Linked DNA regions of Homo sapiens: region 1 is linked to region 2. The links are chromatin loops, found by intact Hi-C in ENCODE. Cell type or tissue: heart left ventricle. All regions are shown on one strand.

Region 1 (8,000 bases), 190 kb before region 2:
TTTTTATTTCCAATATTCACAAATATATAATTTGTAGATTTTTACATTAAAAATTGCTGCTATCTTAATCTTTACTGTATTCACTACTAGGAATCATGCTATTTTAATTACCAACATGTCTTATTAATCTATTGTTATAACATTTCCAGTAATATGACATGCGTCTTAATGTAGCATCTTCACCATTTGATTAACTTATTTCTGTTGCTAATACCCTCATTATTCCAGATCCTTGGGCTTGTCATCATCACTGATCCTTCTGTTTCCCTTGATACATGTATCCATTACTAAGCCCTCTTAACTGCCTCATTACAGTATCCTCTGCTTCCATTTCTTCCTTAATATCAATGCCATCCTCCTTTTGATTCCTTATGTCTAAACCATGATAATGGACTCCTAATTGATTTCTCTACTTTGGTCCCTTCTCACAGTACCAGATTAATCTTCACGTCATTCCATTGATTAAAACCTTCCAATAGTATGTCTTTGCTTGAGAAATAAAATTCTTTAGCCTTAGAATTAGATGTTTGCTATGGAAATGCACCTCTAGTTATGGCAGCAGTGACAAAAGGATTCAGATTCCAGATTCTTTATAAGTATTGTGTAATGAAAAATTATATTGACATCAGTGAACACCATGCCCTCCAATATCCCCATCATCAAAGAAAAGTTAAATTTGGTCGCCACCTACTATCAAAGGTAGAAAATAGAAATCATTATAACTTAGAAATAAATTTAATAAATACTGATATAAAAGATCTCTTATTCATAGTCATGTTTAATATTTGGTGAGTATGAAATTGAGATTTGTTTATTGCAAGAAATCTGGAAAATAAAGTTTAGGAAAAATAGTTCAAAAAATCATTGTAATCTCATCAACCTATTATCATTTTGAAGTACTTCTGCCTGCTCTCGAAGGAGAAAAAACTTGCTAATGAAATGCTTCTGTTTTGGCCACTGGGTACCTCCCTTTTTTATTATCCCTAACCCATTTGTCTCAGCCTATCTTTTTTTTTTTTTAACTGAGCCAGCCCATGCTCATTCTATGCCCAATATTTTTTACAAATCCTCTTCTTATGCTTGGGAGCTGGGTTTTAGAGGCTACCTCTTGCCAAACCCATCTTTAGAAGAATTGGGGTCTTAGAAAATTTCCAAAGCATCCCGAGTTTTACTGCAGCACCTGATAAAGGGAAAGAAAGTGGGGAGGATACCAACCAGCAGCACCTGTGAACCTTACAGAAGAGATCTTCTGGGAGTGGGGTGCAACAGCATCAGAGAGGAGGGTCATGCCCACTCCTCAGCAAAACCTACAGGTCTCCCCAGAAAGCCTGACCTTCTTTCTTGCTTCAAGGGAGCCAAGACCAACTTTGAACTCAACTATCCTGAGTAGAGAATCTGATGTCACCACCCTACGTTTTATGATCTTATCTGATGCAGTCCCTGAAATTGGCAAATTAAAGATTCCCTTAGCTTCAAACTTCATTGAGTCTTCCCTCCATTAAAGAAGAGAAGCCTGGGAATGGCTTGGAAATGCAAACAGCTGAATTTGAAGCTCTTAAAGGATAGAAGCAACTGGGGCAGAGCACCTGTGAGTGTTCCCCCACACCACATCCTGCAGACGAATTTACTGCTTTTGTGCTCTTCACTGCTGTGTCTCTCCCCTTACTTCCATCCGATTCTCATTCACTCCATCTTTTGCACGGGGAAAGCAGTTCAGGTGCTATGGACTAAATGTTTGTGTCTTCCCAAAATTCGTATGTTGAAACCTAATCCCCAATGTGATGGTATTTAGAGGTGGAGCCTTTGGAAGGTTATTAGGTCCTGAGGGTGGAGCTCTCTCTCATGAGTGAGATTAGTGTCTTAGAAGAGAGGCCCCAGAGAACTCCCTCCTCCCTTCTGTCATGTGAGGACACACAGGAAAATGGCCATCTGTGAACCAGGAAACACTCATCAGACACCAAAAACTGTTAGCACCTTGGTCTTGGACTTTCCAGCCTACAGAACTGTGAGGAATAAGTTTCTTTTGTTTCTAAACTGCCTAGTTTATGGTATCTTGTTATAGCAGCCTGGATGGACTAAGGCATGAAACTACACCTACTGGGTTATTTCTCAAAGATGTTGCTGAGAAGAAACCTGAGCCCTTTAAGATTGTACACCTTTTACCTTCACATCTGTTAATTTCTAAAGAAGTTCTAGAGCCAGGGATTCCACTCCAGCCCTTGGTCATCCATTCTGGAATTCTGGCACTGCCATGGTTGGGACCATTTGTAATTAAAGAAAAGAAGAAGCCAAATTTACTTTAAACACAATAAAGTCAGAATTGTTATTTTGCAAGTGGAATTAAAGGCAGGTTTTGTTTTTACAAGGAATATGCAAGTTAGTCGGTATGGTCAATGGGAGAAAATGTCTGATTGAGCAAAATGTGTTACCATTTTAAGTAAATTAGGAAGCAATATGATGGAGAGAGTGTGTTAAAGTGGAAACACCTACAGCCCATCCCACATCATTACACTCTCCTTTACAACACCTACACACCCTCAGCCATCGTCCACTTCCTCTCCTCATACCTAGGACCAATGCATATCATTTCCTGACTCTAAATTCAGAAAATGCTGGGCCAAGGAAAATTCTCTGGAAATTCAATGGATGCTTGAGATGGCAGAATTGTTGAGACTCAACAAGGGTTTTGGGGCCAGGCTTTGTTATTCCCTGAAGCATGGGCCGTAAAGATGGGGAGGGTCCAAGAGAGGATGGAGAACTGCAGAGAGGGGGATAAAGGACAGGAAGACAGTGAGGGAATGAGAGGGCTTCCACTTTGAAACACCTGAATCTTTAGGCCACTTGCATAGTCAAAGGAGAACTTAGTGTCACTTAACATCATGGTAATGATACCATCCAGTCTCATGATTCTATTTTGCCTAGCACAGTTTTTTAAATCATTCAATAGAGACTATTAAATCTGTGTTGGAATTCAGTTGCATGGACTAGGGAAATAACCATAGGCTTGAAATTAGGCTATGGCCAGAATTTCAGTTGGATACGTCTAGTTAAAGTGATTCTTCAGGACTTGTGAAAACTTGTTGTAGTTTCTGAGTCTGACATGGGGTGGCGCTCCTAAACCACTCTCTGTGCGCAAAACCTTTGAGCAGGAACTCAGGACATTGGAAGTGTCTGGGCCCTGGGCATGAACCTCAGTGGGGTAAGTCAGAAGAGAGCATGAGCTCCTGTTTGGCCCAACAAGTAAGACCTCTCTCCTTTCCTTCACCTTTCTTTTACATGTAACATTTGCTTCTCCTAATGCCCACAACATGCTGTTTCATTAAAGGGGGTTTTCATTTTTCTTAAGATGACTTAGCTGAAGTTATTTTTTGCATGATGGAAGTTAGGAAACATTAAAAAAAAAACTTTTTAAAAGGGCAAAATCATGCCACGGGTTTGAATTCTCTCTTCTTGGTTGCTAAAATGAAATGAGGACTACTCTTCTGTGTCAGTCAAAAAAATTGTTTCTAGAGGGTTCTGCCTAAAGGTTCATGTCAACTCTTCATTCTGAACTCTAGAAGCCATTTTGACGTTAAATTCATAAAATGTGATAACAGAGGGAAAGGACTTTTTTAAAGCCATAGAATGCCAAAGAAATGTGACTTGTGATGACCGTCATTATAAAATTTACCTGGGCATGGGATTTGAGTTCTTTTAACTTGCTAAGGGTTTTCTCACTATCGTTTCACTCATTTTGGTCATCAATTCCCTCTTGAAAATGCTTGTTTTCCACTTCCTAATTTGCTGATGCTTATCCTTAATGGAGAGAATGAAGGTGAACAAGAGCTGAGTTGTTCTTCCTTCTCTCTGTTATCTGTCAAGATGACGTCCCTTCCTAAGCCGCGGAACTATCCTTTCTGTCTATCTGAATATTGGACAATAGCCTCTTCCCACTGAGAGAAAGAACCTCTGTGGCTCTCTTTAGCGTTTTCCTTCTGCCTCAACTGGCTCCAGACTTTGGCCTTACTAATACCTGTCCTCGCAGCCTAGGTCACATTGGATGTGACTGAGCTTCTTTCATTTTCTGCTACTTATAACTGGAGCTCACTTCGGAGCACCACATGCATCCACTTTGGTTTGTTTTGTGCTGATCTACTTTCTTCCTTATTTTTCAATTATTTTGAAGGACTTCCTTCTCTCTTTAGACATGTCTCTAAGTTATATATCGCTCTTTTCTGGACTTAAACCAGCCTTCCTAAAGACCCAACTGACCACACAGAATCACCTTCTTTTGTGTTAATAAACTTCTAGACAACAATTTTTTTCCTACATTTCTCTCTCTCTCGAGGATCAATATTTGTATTTAATTCTACTTCTCCAATTAGTTCTTTTTCTTTAAGTCCTCAACTGTTTATAGTAGCATTTTCCTTCATATTTCTGAGAGCCAAACTTGTGAGCCAGGAGAAAAATATATGATTTTAAATGTAAAGACTTACCAATTCAAGTAAAGCTCCTAGCACACAGTTATCATCCATGAAATGAAAAGTATTATTATTAGTTGAAGTTTTTCAATAAATTTAATTCAATACACTTTCAAATACACCTGCTTAATGCCAAACTCTGTACCGAAGGTGGCAAAAATTAATAAGCTATGATCCTGTTCCTTGAGAAGCTCAAAGATGAGGAAAGGAGACAGGTGTCTAAATTAACAACTAAAAAAAAATGTGACCCTTCTAATTAGGAATTTTTTTTTATTATTATACTTTAAGTTTTAGGGTACATGTGCACAATGTGCAGGTTAGTTACATCTCTATACATGTGTCATGCTGGTGTGCTGCACCCATTAACTCGTCATTTAGCATTAGGTATATCTCCTAATGCTATCCCTCCCCCCTCCCCCCACCCCACAACAGTCCCCAGAGTGTGATGTTCCCCTTCCTGTGTCCATGTGTTCTCATCGTTCAATTCCCACCTATGAGTGAGAATATGTGGTATTTGGTTTTTTGTTCTTGTGATAATTTACTGAGAATGATGATTTCCAATTTCATTCATGTCCCTACAAAGGACATGAACTCATCATTTTTTATGGCTGCATAGTATTCTGCGGTGTATATGTGCCACATTTTCTTAATCCAGTCTAGCATTGTTGGACATTTGAGTTGGTTCCAAGTCTTTGCTATTGTGAATAGTGCCGCAATAAACATACGTGTGCATGTGTCTTTATAGCAGCATGATTTATAGTCCTTTGGGTATATATGGCTGGGTCAAATGGTATTTCTAGTTCTAGATCCCTGAGGAATCGCCACACTGACTTCCACAATGGTTGAACTAGTTTACAGTCCCACCAACAGTGTAAAAGTGTTCCTATTTCTCCACATCCTCTCCAGCACCTGTTGTTTCCTGACTTTTTAATGATTGCCATTCTAACTGGTGTGAGATGGTATCTCATTGTGGTTTTGATTTGCATTTCTCTGATGGCCTGTGATGGTGAGCATTTTTTCATGTGTTTTTTGGCTGCATAAATGTCTTCTTTTGAGAAGTGTCTGTTCATGTCCTTTGCCCACTTTTTGATGGGGTTGTTTGTTTTTTTCTTGTAAATTTGTTTGAGTTCCTTGTAGATTCTGGATATTAGCCCTTTGTCAGATGAGTAGGTTGTGAAAATTTTCTCCCATTTTGTAGGTTGCCTGTTCACTCTGATGGTAGTTTCTTTTGCCCTGCAGAAGCTCTTTAGTTTAATTAGATCCCATTTGTCAATTAAACAGAGATATAGATCAATGGAACAGAACAGAGCCCTCAGAAATAATGCCGCATATCTACAACTATCTGATCTTTGACAAACCTGAGAAAAACAAGCAACGGGGAAAGGATTCCCTATTTAATAAATGGTGCTGGGAAAACTGGCTAGCCATATGTAGAAAGCTGAAACTGGATCCCTTCCTTACACCTTATACAAAAATTAATTCAAGATGGATTAAAGACTTAAACGTTAGACCTAAAACCATAAAAACCCTAGAAGAAAACCTAGGCATTACCATTCAGGACATAGGCATGGGCAAGGACTTCATGTCTAAAACACCAAAAGCAGTGGCAACAAAAGCCAAAATTGACAAATGGGATCTAATCAGGAATTTTTAGGAAGAATGGCTATAACAAGATGAGAGAAGACTCAAAAAGGTCTTTGTGGAATAATGACAGGTGTCCCTTCTCTTTTTAATATGGACTAGACACTGTTTTAAACCCTTTACATATATTGTCTCTTAAAACAACTTTATGAAGTAACTACTATATCATCCTCCTCCTCATGCTAAAGGAAAGGCACATAGGGAGGTTCGGATTTGAACCCAGGCAGTCTAACATTCAGAGGTTGTGTTGTTGACCACTCTTCTGCTTCCAGCAGAGTTGATGAGGAGGGATAGAGCAGGAAGGGCATTCCAGGCAGGGGGACGGGGCTGTGCTAGTCATGGAAGCAAAAAACATGTGAAGGCTTCAACAAAGCCTGGTGAAGTGCAGCAGGGCACTCAGCCCGTCAGGACAGGAATGAGGGGACATTCTGGACTTCTCAGGGCTTTTGTTGCCTTAAACCTTTATTTTGAACATCAGAGCTGGCACACTGAGGGAAGACCCTGGCTCCTCATTGGAAAGGGACGTGCATGTGGACGCTGCGCCATCCAGAGCAGTGGATGGTGAGATTTGCTCCTATGCATTCCATCCTCTGAGTGCCCAGCAGCTCCTATGTGGCTGCATCTGGCCTTTCACAGGATCACAGAAGAACGGTGGAAGTGAGAATGGTGTTTTCTCACAGCACTTGCCCACTCCTGGCCCTAGCCCCGAGGGCCCCAGTGGCCTCCACATCAGCCTCCTATCCCTGTGACCTAAGGCCTGGGCTCTCTGTGGACCTGGCTACTACTAGTGCAGGCAGCTCTTTGCTTGACAGTCCTAGATGTTCTGAGGTCCCTTACCTGCTCTTGCTTTAAACAAAGCCCCATTTCTTACAGTATTTCTAAGAGAATCATTCCAGGGGTGTATCTGTGTGTACGTGCTCCTCACAGGTAAGCAAGGGAAGATAACAGAGCAGGGCGTGGGGTGAAAGGAAAGAGCTTCTTCACCTTGTCCAGAACCTCATTCTGCCCGCAGCCTGTGTACCTGTGTCCATGTCCCTGGAGATTTCTCCTCCCTTAGTTCCCATGGGAGAGGTGTTTCTGTACCAAGCAGACGCTTCCTAAGTGTGTGATTTCAAGCCTGAGACAGCCAGGCTGAGAGAGGCTGGCATTTATAACTAGATTCAGCTGCCTGTTATGGCTATAATGGGCTTTCAGAGACCAGATGGCGGCCCCATTGGCCAACCTGCATCTGGCTGAGAATGCAGGGAGGCACGTAGCTGGCTGGGGTGCAGGAGATGTCCCTTTGGGGAAAGTGACGACAACAGGAATTTAAAGGAGTGTTTATGCCACATTCTGCATGTGTCTGAGATACTCATCTCCACTCCTGGCAAGCTGCCTTCCTCCTCCCATCTTCTCCCTGACCCCAGTGCACAAAGACCAAAGCTCAAACCAAATATCCGACTCCAGTGCCTCTGATTTCTGTTTCCCTGTCTGTGATGGCAGAATACAGGGCTTTCCTTAGAGAAAACTTGCAAAACTTCCAGTTAAACTTAGTCAACATATGTGCTCTAAGTCTGACAATCAGTGTACTCACAGGGATGGCCTTTGGTCCAACAAACAACTTAAAACACCAGATCCACTTCCCGTTGACCACGGAGATATTGAGAATATCTTGGAAGTCATCGAGCCACATGCAGTCAGAGACATGCAGGTATCCTATATAATCTGACATGTGGAAACCAGGTTTGGAATGTATTTTCAGGAATGTACCTATTGTGAGGAGCCACAGATTTTCAGAGTAGTGAGACACTTTAGCATTCCTGTCCTGTTGACCTCATTTTCTGGGAGACGAACTGAGATGCAGACATATAAAATGACCTGCCCACAGTGACTCGGTTGAAACCAGTGCTAGGATCAAAA
Region 2 (8,000 bases):
CTCATCAACGTTATAATGAAATGGCATTGATGAAATGATGGCATTCAAGGACCTGCTGTACCTTGTTTCACTTAAAGTCACTGTTTCCAATAATCTATTGATGACATTGAGGACTTACTATATAATAATAAATATATATATAATCGACGAAACAGGAATCAAACTGCTAACTCTGCTAACTGGTCTCCCTGCTTCCACACTCTGCCCACTCATCTCAGTCTTTCTTTCACAAGAGTCAGAATGATCAGATGAGACCCCTCCTCTGCTTCTGTTTCTTCCATGGATTTCCACTGCACTCTGATAAAGTCCAGCCTCTTGACCACAGCCTACAAATCCTTGCACGATCTATCGTTTACTTTTCCATCTCCTTTTATGCTACTTTCATCTTGTTCTCAATTCTCTAGCTATGCTGGCCCCTTCTTGTTCTTTCCCATTTTTTTTTAATTTTTAAAATTTGTATATATTTATGGGTTATAAGTGAAATCTTTTTAGATGCATAGGTTGTATAGTGATAAAATCAGGGCTTTTAGGGTATTCATCACCTGAATGATGTACATTGTACCCCTTAAGTAATTTCTCACCATCCGCTGACTTCTTGCCCCCTGGGTATTCATCACCTGAATGATGTGCATTGTACCCCTTAAGTAATTTCTCACCATCCGCTGACTTCTTGCCCCCTGGGTATTCATCACCTGAATGATGTGCATTGTACCCCTTAAGTAATTTCTCACCATCCGCTGACTTCTTGCCCCCTCATCCTTCTGAGGCTCCATTGTCCATCATTCCACACTCTACATCTATGTGTACACATTATTTAGCTCCTACTTATAAGTGATAACATGCAATATTTGTCTTTCTGTGTCTGTCTTGTTTTACTTATGATAATGGCCCCCAGTTCTATCTAGGCTGCTGCAAAAGGCATGATTTCATTCTTTTTTATGGCTATGTTCTTTCCCAATTTAGATAAAGAACACTCGCACTTGCTCTTACTTCTATTTGGAATACTAATTCCTAGGCTTCTTGCATTGCTTTCTCCTTCTCACCCATCAAATCTCATTTTAGATACCACCTCTTCAAAGAGGGCTTTCCTGACCACCTTGGCTGAATTAGCCCTTCACCATCTGATTACTCTCTAGCACATCACCTGCCCATTTTATTCATGGTACAGGTCAAAATCTGGAATCACCTGATTTGTTTATTTTCTGACTCCTTCTACTGAGATGAAAACTCTACTAGAGCGGAGATTTTATCTGCTTGTATCAGGTACTGCTTCAAACAGCACCTGATACAGAGTAGGTGGTCAAAAGATATTTCTTAAACAAATGAACAAATAAAAAGTAGATCTTTTGAGAGTAAAGCTCTTCCACACTACCAGAGTCATTCAGGAATGACAAATCATAGAATAACAGAATTTGATGCTTTGTGCATATCAGAGAAAGAAGGTGGAAGGTTGTCAAGGTATCATGATGTACCAGTCCTCGCCTCCTCAAACACAATCTGCAAGTCCCACAGTGAAAAAGTAAGTTAACTCATGTGAAGCGTTTTACAAACACTTTTTTAAAAGTCTTAAAACTCCTAAGAAAGCAAGATTTAATAGTCAAAGAAGTGAGTAAACATGAAATGCCTGAACAGAGTAATGAGCTAAGCACAAAGTTAGAGACATGTTAGTTAATATGTCTTGAAAGCAGCAGCTCCTGCTTTCAAGGAGCAAGAACAAATTGGGCAAGTGAACACTCCTTGAATAAAATGTGTAAAATTAATTTTGGGTTATGTTCTATACTGTGTATAATAGAATGATAAAAATTATTTGACTAGCACTTTGTAGTTTAGAAATATCTCTATTTACACAGTTTACCTTATTTGATAAGACTGTTGAGTGATGGGATAGCATGGTGGACAATCCACATAACTGAGTATCGAGACACCTGTATCTGGACCCAGCTCTGTTAGTAAGAAGCTGTAACCTCAGCAAGTCACTTTCTCTTTCTGGGTCTCTATTTCCTTTTTGGTGAAATGAGAGTGTTAGGCTAGATTGCCTTTGAAGTCCCATTTTGTCTTTAAAGTCCCATCTATTGCAGTGATTTATATTTAACTCATGACAAATCAGGCTTCTCTTATTCTAAGTGCAAGACATAAAACTTTTATTGTGGAATTTCAGGCATCAGTAAATCTTTTTGGGTACTCACTTATGTTCCTGAAATCAATCTATTTGAGTGATCACTCTTTTAGGTGCCCAGGTAAACAAAGAAGGCCATGGTCTTTCTTTGAGTGACCTTCTTTCCCTTTTAATTAGTCTGACCTCTTTAATGTCAGTTCTGACTGATTCATTTCCCTGGTCCATCTTCCTTGGTCTGAGGGCCTTCCTAGTTTCATATTGCACTTCAGTTCCTTCCACACCACCATCAAGGATGGCTGTCAACATTCATTTGTTCTATGTTATAATTCAAGGAAAAGTTGCCCAGTAGCTAATCCAATAAATGCCCTCTTATGGGCGGCTAGAGACTTTTTCCTATAATTTAAATGCATCTTCTGTAGATTATGGTCCCTCCACCACTTTACATTTGTCTGCTGTCTCCTTGCTCTGCTAGTCATGGAACGTGTTGGTAGTGGGGGCAGTGTGGGATGTTCAAGGGCACGTATTGGGTAGGGCCACATATGGGCATTGCTTTGTGCCATTCTTTCTATATTTTTGGTATTTTGCATCTCACTGGAACCCAACTATTTTTCATCTCTTCCACCTAAACTATTTGATGCCTCTGTTTCTTATATATAAAGTATAGCTCACTGTAGCCTATGATCAGGAACCTATCTGCTTTCTAAATGAAAGCTGTTTTGGTCAGATCTAGCAATTAATTCCCTTCTTCCACTTATAGCTTTCCTCTGTAACTCTGGTGTAGGTATTTGGTTTATGGCTATAAGATGTGAAACACCTGAATGATTCTGTCCATGCAGGCATTTCAGTTCATGATATTGTATGTAAAAGATACTGATTGTCTAGGTGTTCAGAAACACCTATAGGGCTTAATATTCTTACAATCAGTTTGAAGGCTGGTGATACGCAAAGCAAACTACATATTTTTCTGCCTGCTCTCTCTCTTTCTCTCTACATCTCTCTTTCTTTATCTTTTGAAATATCAGTTTGGAGACTTAGAATTACATAAGACATAAACCCATTTGATATAAGAATTGCTGTGTATATTTGCTCATCTACTCCCTCCTTTGGTCCTCGAGCTGCCGGTTTAGACTTTTTACAGGACGCAGGCATGTGAAGGAGAAACTGTCAGTGCTAGGCTGAATTCTGTTGTTACCAAGATTTCTAGAAAAGTATTCCTCAGTCAGGTTGATTACAGATATAGCAAATCTATTTTTCCTAGGGTAGTTTCTGTATGCTGCCGGGCTTATAACTGTCTGTCATCCAGCTATTTCTCTCCACCTTCTTGTTTGCATAACAACCAAGGCAACTTCCGCAAATCACTGCGTGGAGACGATGATCCTGCCAGCTCCCTTTTGGAAATCGTGAGGATCAGATCTTGGACCATGTATAATATGATGCTTCTAATCCAAAAGAGGAAAGGCATTGGGAGTCAGCTCCTAAGTAAGCTCCAGAATTCCTGCTGGTACTTTTCCTTCCAGGAAGCAACTTCCTTGATATTTTTTTTTTACAGGCATATGAATAAAAACTATATTTTGCAGCATTGTACACTTTTTTTCCTTTTCTAGAAATTCTAAACCTCTGACATTGGTGGAGACATTGAGTACATTTTTTCCCATATCCCTACTTTTCAGAAGGATTTTCTCTGCTCGTTCACTTAACATTGCTGATGCGTCAGTCTTTTCTTCCTCATCTCTTTCAGGGGCTGGAGAGGCAGAGGGAGACAGAGGAGCTGGTACTGCAGAGCGGTCGTCTGATTGGCTGGACGGTCGTAGCTGGGCTATAAAAGAGACCCCTACAGGCTTAGCAGGAAGACGCTCAGAGGATTCTGACAATATCTTTACCGGAGAAGAGGCAAAGTACGCTCAAAGCCGAAGCCACAGCTCCTCCTGCCGCATTTCTTTCCTGCTTGCGAATTCCAAGCTGTTAAATAAGATGTGCAAAGGGCTTGCAGGTCTGCCGGCTTCTTGCTTGAGGAGGTAAGATTGCTTTCAGCCATTAACCATATTAAACTTTTGGCTAGACTTTCTCAGTTATTTACATGTTGTACTTACTAACCTAGTTCTGTGCAATTAGAAACAGTGTGGTCAGGAGAGCACGACTTTCTAACTTTCCTCCAAGACTAGCTAGATATTGTGACTTAAGACATGTGCTCCCCAAATTTCAGCCCTTATGTGTTGTTTTGTGTGACCTCAGTTTTGAGAACTGTTCTATTCTTTAAGCCAGGTCTAAGAAAGCTAGTTTTAATTAAGAAGCGAGATGAGGTTTGAGGCTATGTACAGTGATCTGTAATATCTCCATCTGTGATTACTACTGCTATTTGAGCATCCCTGGAGTACATAGAAGCCTGGCTCTGGGCTTTCTGATTGTATGCTACAACTTGTTTCAGGAAAGGTACCCCAGAATGAGGTTTGGCTCCATCATCAGAAAGGCACTATGCTTTCCGTGTGGTGGTGCAGTAACTTTCACTCTCTATGTTCTTATAAGCAAATGTTACAATGAGATATGAGTTTTAAAGCCAGATCTTCCTTATCTCTCTGCCCCATCTCTAGTTCTTGAAGTGTCTCATATGAGTTTGGTTGAGAAATATTGATCATTACAAATCAGTTAATAGTTTTGTAGAAGATCTCATCTTAAAGACATTGTTTTGTTAATATACTCCCTTGATTTTTTTAAAAGACCTTACAGACATACAGCTATTCATTTGTTTTTGGTTTGTTCAAAAAAGGTATAAAGAAATGCATTCAGAGAAAGATCATATATTAGCCAGTTGAAAATTAAACACAAAATGAGTGCATATTACATTACTTAATCTTGCAGTCAAAGGTAAAAAGTCAACCTAAAGGTATACTACCTGCTTTCTTATCGCACTGCAAATAGAAATTACCACAAATTTTATTTTGGAAATAATCTCAGAAAACATAATTTTTTATGTACTATTAAAACATTTACTTTCCAAATATTCTGTCATTCAGGAGTATGGAAGTATCGATGGCTTCTTTAAAATGAAGCAGGAGGGTCTGGCAGAGAGTATCTATGAAATAAGTTCCTCTGACCTTCACGCTTAATTTTCTGAATGGAGTGGAGCAAATTACTTCAAGCTTCACTTAACTTGCATATGAAATGAACCGTACAAAAATACAAGAGTGTCAGGAGAAAGTTATGCTCTGGTAAATATTTTGCAAAACAGATAAAAGATAATACTAGAGCTCTGTCCTCAAAGAGTTAAGCAGCTAATCTAAGGAGGTAAACTCTATGTCAGCAGGATGAACTGCTCTTCCCTTTCCTCCTCAATAAATTGCAAATCATCTAGTCCAACATCTTTACCACCAGTGCCTGAGGCTCCAGAGGAGCCATTGCCTTCTCAAGGTCACATAGGTGGTGGGTGAGTTAGGACCAAATCTAGAATTCCTGACTCCAGTAACTTCTGAAGTCATTTTGTTTTTTATTTTTATGGTTTTATTATAAGAATACTTGCTAAGCACACTTACCCCCTGCATTGATTAATAACTCTAGGATCTCAGGTGGATCCAGCACATAGAAATATGAATTCGTTTCTATTTGGACTTCATGATATATTTACATTATCACCTTGGAATCACCCTAACATTCAGGATTGTATCTTGTTATAATCAAAAAGGATGTTGCATCCCCTGAACAGTCATCAGTCAGGGAAGCAGAGGAGGGAAAGTAATCTTGCGAGGAAGAGAAAATACTATTTAAGGGACAGTCAGAGAACATAATGGAATTCAAACTTTCTGGGAAAACCTACATACATAAATGTATTAGTGGCCATCCTAAATGTCTTTATATCTTTGAGGCTTTATTTTCCCTACTCCAAATAGACACATTTAGTTATTCATTTCTTTTAAAATGGTATTTCTCTTTTTAAACTATTTCTTGACTTTTTTAATAAAAAGAGATGCAAGCAAGAGGATATTTAATAAAAAGTAAGAGAGTTGAGCTTAAGGCTTATTAAAAGACCCCCTTTTTCTAGTTAGTCAGGAGCTCTAATGTGCCCTGGCTACCTATTAAATGGTGGCAATAAACTGGAAGCTCAGTGATGACTCTAGCCTGCTTCTCCTAATAGCTGTTAAGCCTCAAATGCCCTTTAGAGTGTGTATGTCCTTTAAAGTAGCTATTAAGAAGGAAAGCAGCAGCAGCAGATATTGTCTAGAAAGAAGCCCCAAGAAGCTGAGGTTTCAGCTTGGGCATTTGTTTTCGCCATCCCATGCTCCATTTCCCTCTGCTGGAACTGTGCACCTCAGTGTATTCTCCCTCTATACCTCACAGCAGGAACTGCTTGCCCCCCCCCCCCCCCCCCAACATACATGGCTGGAACTGAATAGACTTTTACTTTCCCGAGGTGCTTCTACAGTTCCCTCTGCCAGCAGGGGAACAGATGGAAATAGCAATCACCTGCCAGAAGGTGGCGTGCAGCAAGGATGTGCATCTTTTGCCGCTACTGCTTTCTGATTCCTAAAAATTACTCAGAGATCACTCATGTGTTCAGTGATTCAGGTTCTGTTGAAGATACCAAAGATATTCGGTTGGTCAAAATGACGGGCATATAAAGGCTTCTCAGGTTTCTGAGGTAAACTGAAGGGTCAGAATTCCAGTTGTGGATGAAGGAAATGGTGTTATGACTGCCTCAAGGTTTTGTAGCAAGTCATAGGGAACCAAGAGGAATCTTGTTTTCCTCAGAGGTCATGCCAACTCCAACTCCCGTTCCCTAAACTGTCTCTGAGCCATAGACTAGTAATGGACTCTTCAAGCTCTACCATTAGGTATCTTTTAAAGAAAGCTGGTTATTACTATTTATTCATTTTTTTCTCTTCTGTGCAGTGCAAAAGATATGAAACATCGGCTAGGTTTCCTGCTGCAAAAATCTGATTCCTGTGAACACAATTCTTCCCACAACAAGAAGGACAAAGTGGTTATTTGCCAGAGGTAAGAGAAAAGGCCTTGGTGAAGATGTACTTAGTATTAACTATCTGATGATGGGGATGTTCTGTGAGAAGGAACTTGTGCTCCTAGTTAAGCCAGATTTGGATCAAGATAGCCTCCATTTTCATGGAGATCATAACTACATTTGAAATTTCTATACATTTAGTGAAAAACTGCCCTCATCAATAACATATTTTGTCATAACGATGGAAAATAAAATCTTTGCCTTCATTCAGGATCTTAGATTTCTTGCCCCAATTTTTTTACCATGGCATTCCAATTATTCTGTTTCTCTCTATTTTTTCTAGAGTGAGCCAAGAGGAAGTCAAGAAATGGGCTGAATCACTGGAAAACCTGATTAGTCATGAATGTAAGTCTGACAGCAACCTGGGATGAGGTACTCTGGATAAGACAAGTTATATTATGCTGGTCTAATAGAAACTGCAGCAAGGCCTGGCTTCTTTCTGATGTTCAGACTCAGGAGACTCTTTAGGTCTTAAATTCAGTCTGTTTAAAATTTTAATATGCCCTAGAGCTTTGTGATATACAATGAAAAGTTTATGCAGGAACCATGTGGAAAACCATCTCTCTCATCACAAGGAAAAACGGAAGAGAGAAAAAAAATGATAAATATCAATACCTTCTTGCAAAATCAATCTCAGTTTCTCTTTCCCAAATTGACCTTGGTAATTGATAGCTGCATAGGCATTTCAGAAGCAAAATACTTCCTTGAAAGAGGCTTCCAACTTGAGTAAGAATCATTAGGTAGAACTGGGAACCACTGGATATCAAACACAGATTAGGGTTACCTGACTCCAGGTGACTTGAAAAAAGCAGGGGAAAAAGGGATTGCTTGAATCCATGCTTTATCCCCCAAGTACCTCAGCTTTATGTGAAATAG

The links. Peaks named below come from ENCODE experiments on the same cell type or tissue, not always from the same donor. Only the 100,000 strongest peaks of a DNase experiment are listed, where the experiment ranks them.
Region 1: a loop joins it to region 2, with 14 times the contacts of the local background. A loop is called at or near these places in 59 of 110 quality-filtered maps.

What each region holds. Positions count from the first base shown.
Region 1 is chr1:162,875,083-162,883,082 of GRCh38, forward strand. No RefSeq gene overlaps it. Among named protein-coding and RNA genes, the nearest start is that of CCDC190, 18 kb to the left of the region's middle. In heart left ventricle, a CTCF peak has its summit at 3,092; no DNase peak of the experiment used is centred here.
Region 2 is chr1:163,065,398-163,073,397 of GRCh38, forward strand. RGS4 (regulator of G protein signaling 4) reads left to right here and starts at 3,964. Exons shown (of 5, transcript NM_005613.6): 1 at 3,964-4,131; 2 at 6,998-7,102; 3 at 7,408-7,469. The coding sequence starts at 4,088. It overlaps LOC124904446 (a long non-coding RNA gene), which reads right to left. Exons shown (of 2, transcript XR_007066703.1): 1 at 7,981-8,000; 2 at 7,601-7,880. In heart left ventricle, CTCF peaks have their summits at 3,986 and 6,590 (motif pointing right); a DNase peak (open chromatin) is centred at 3,934; H3K4me3 peaks cover 4,433 bases; H3K27ac peaks cover 1,779 bases.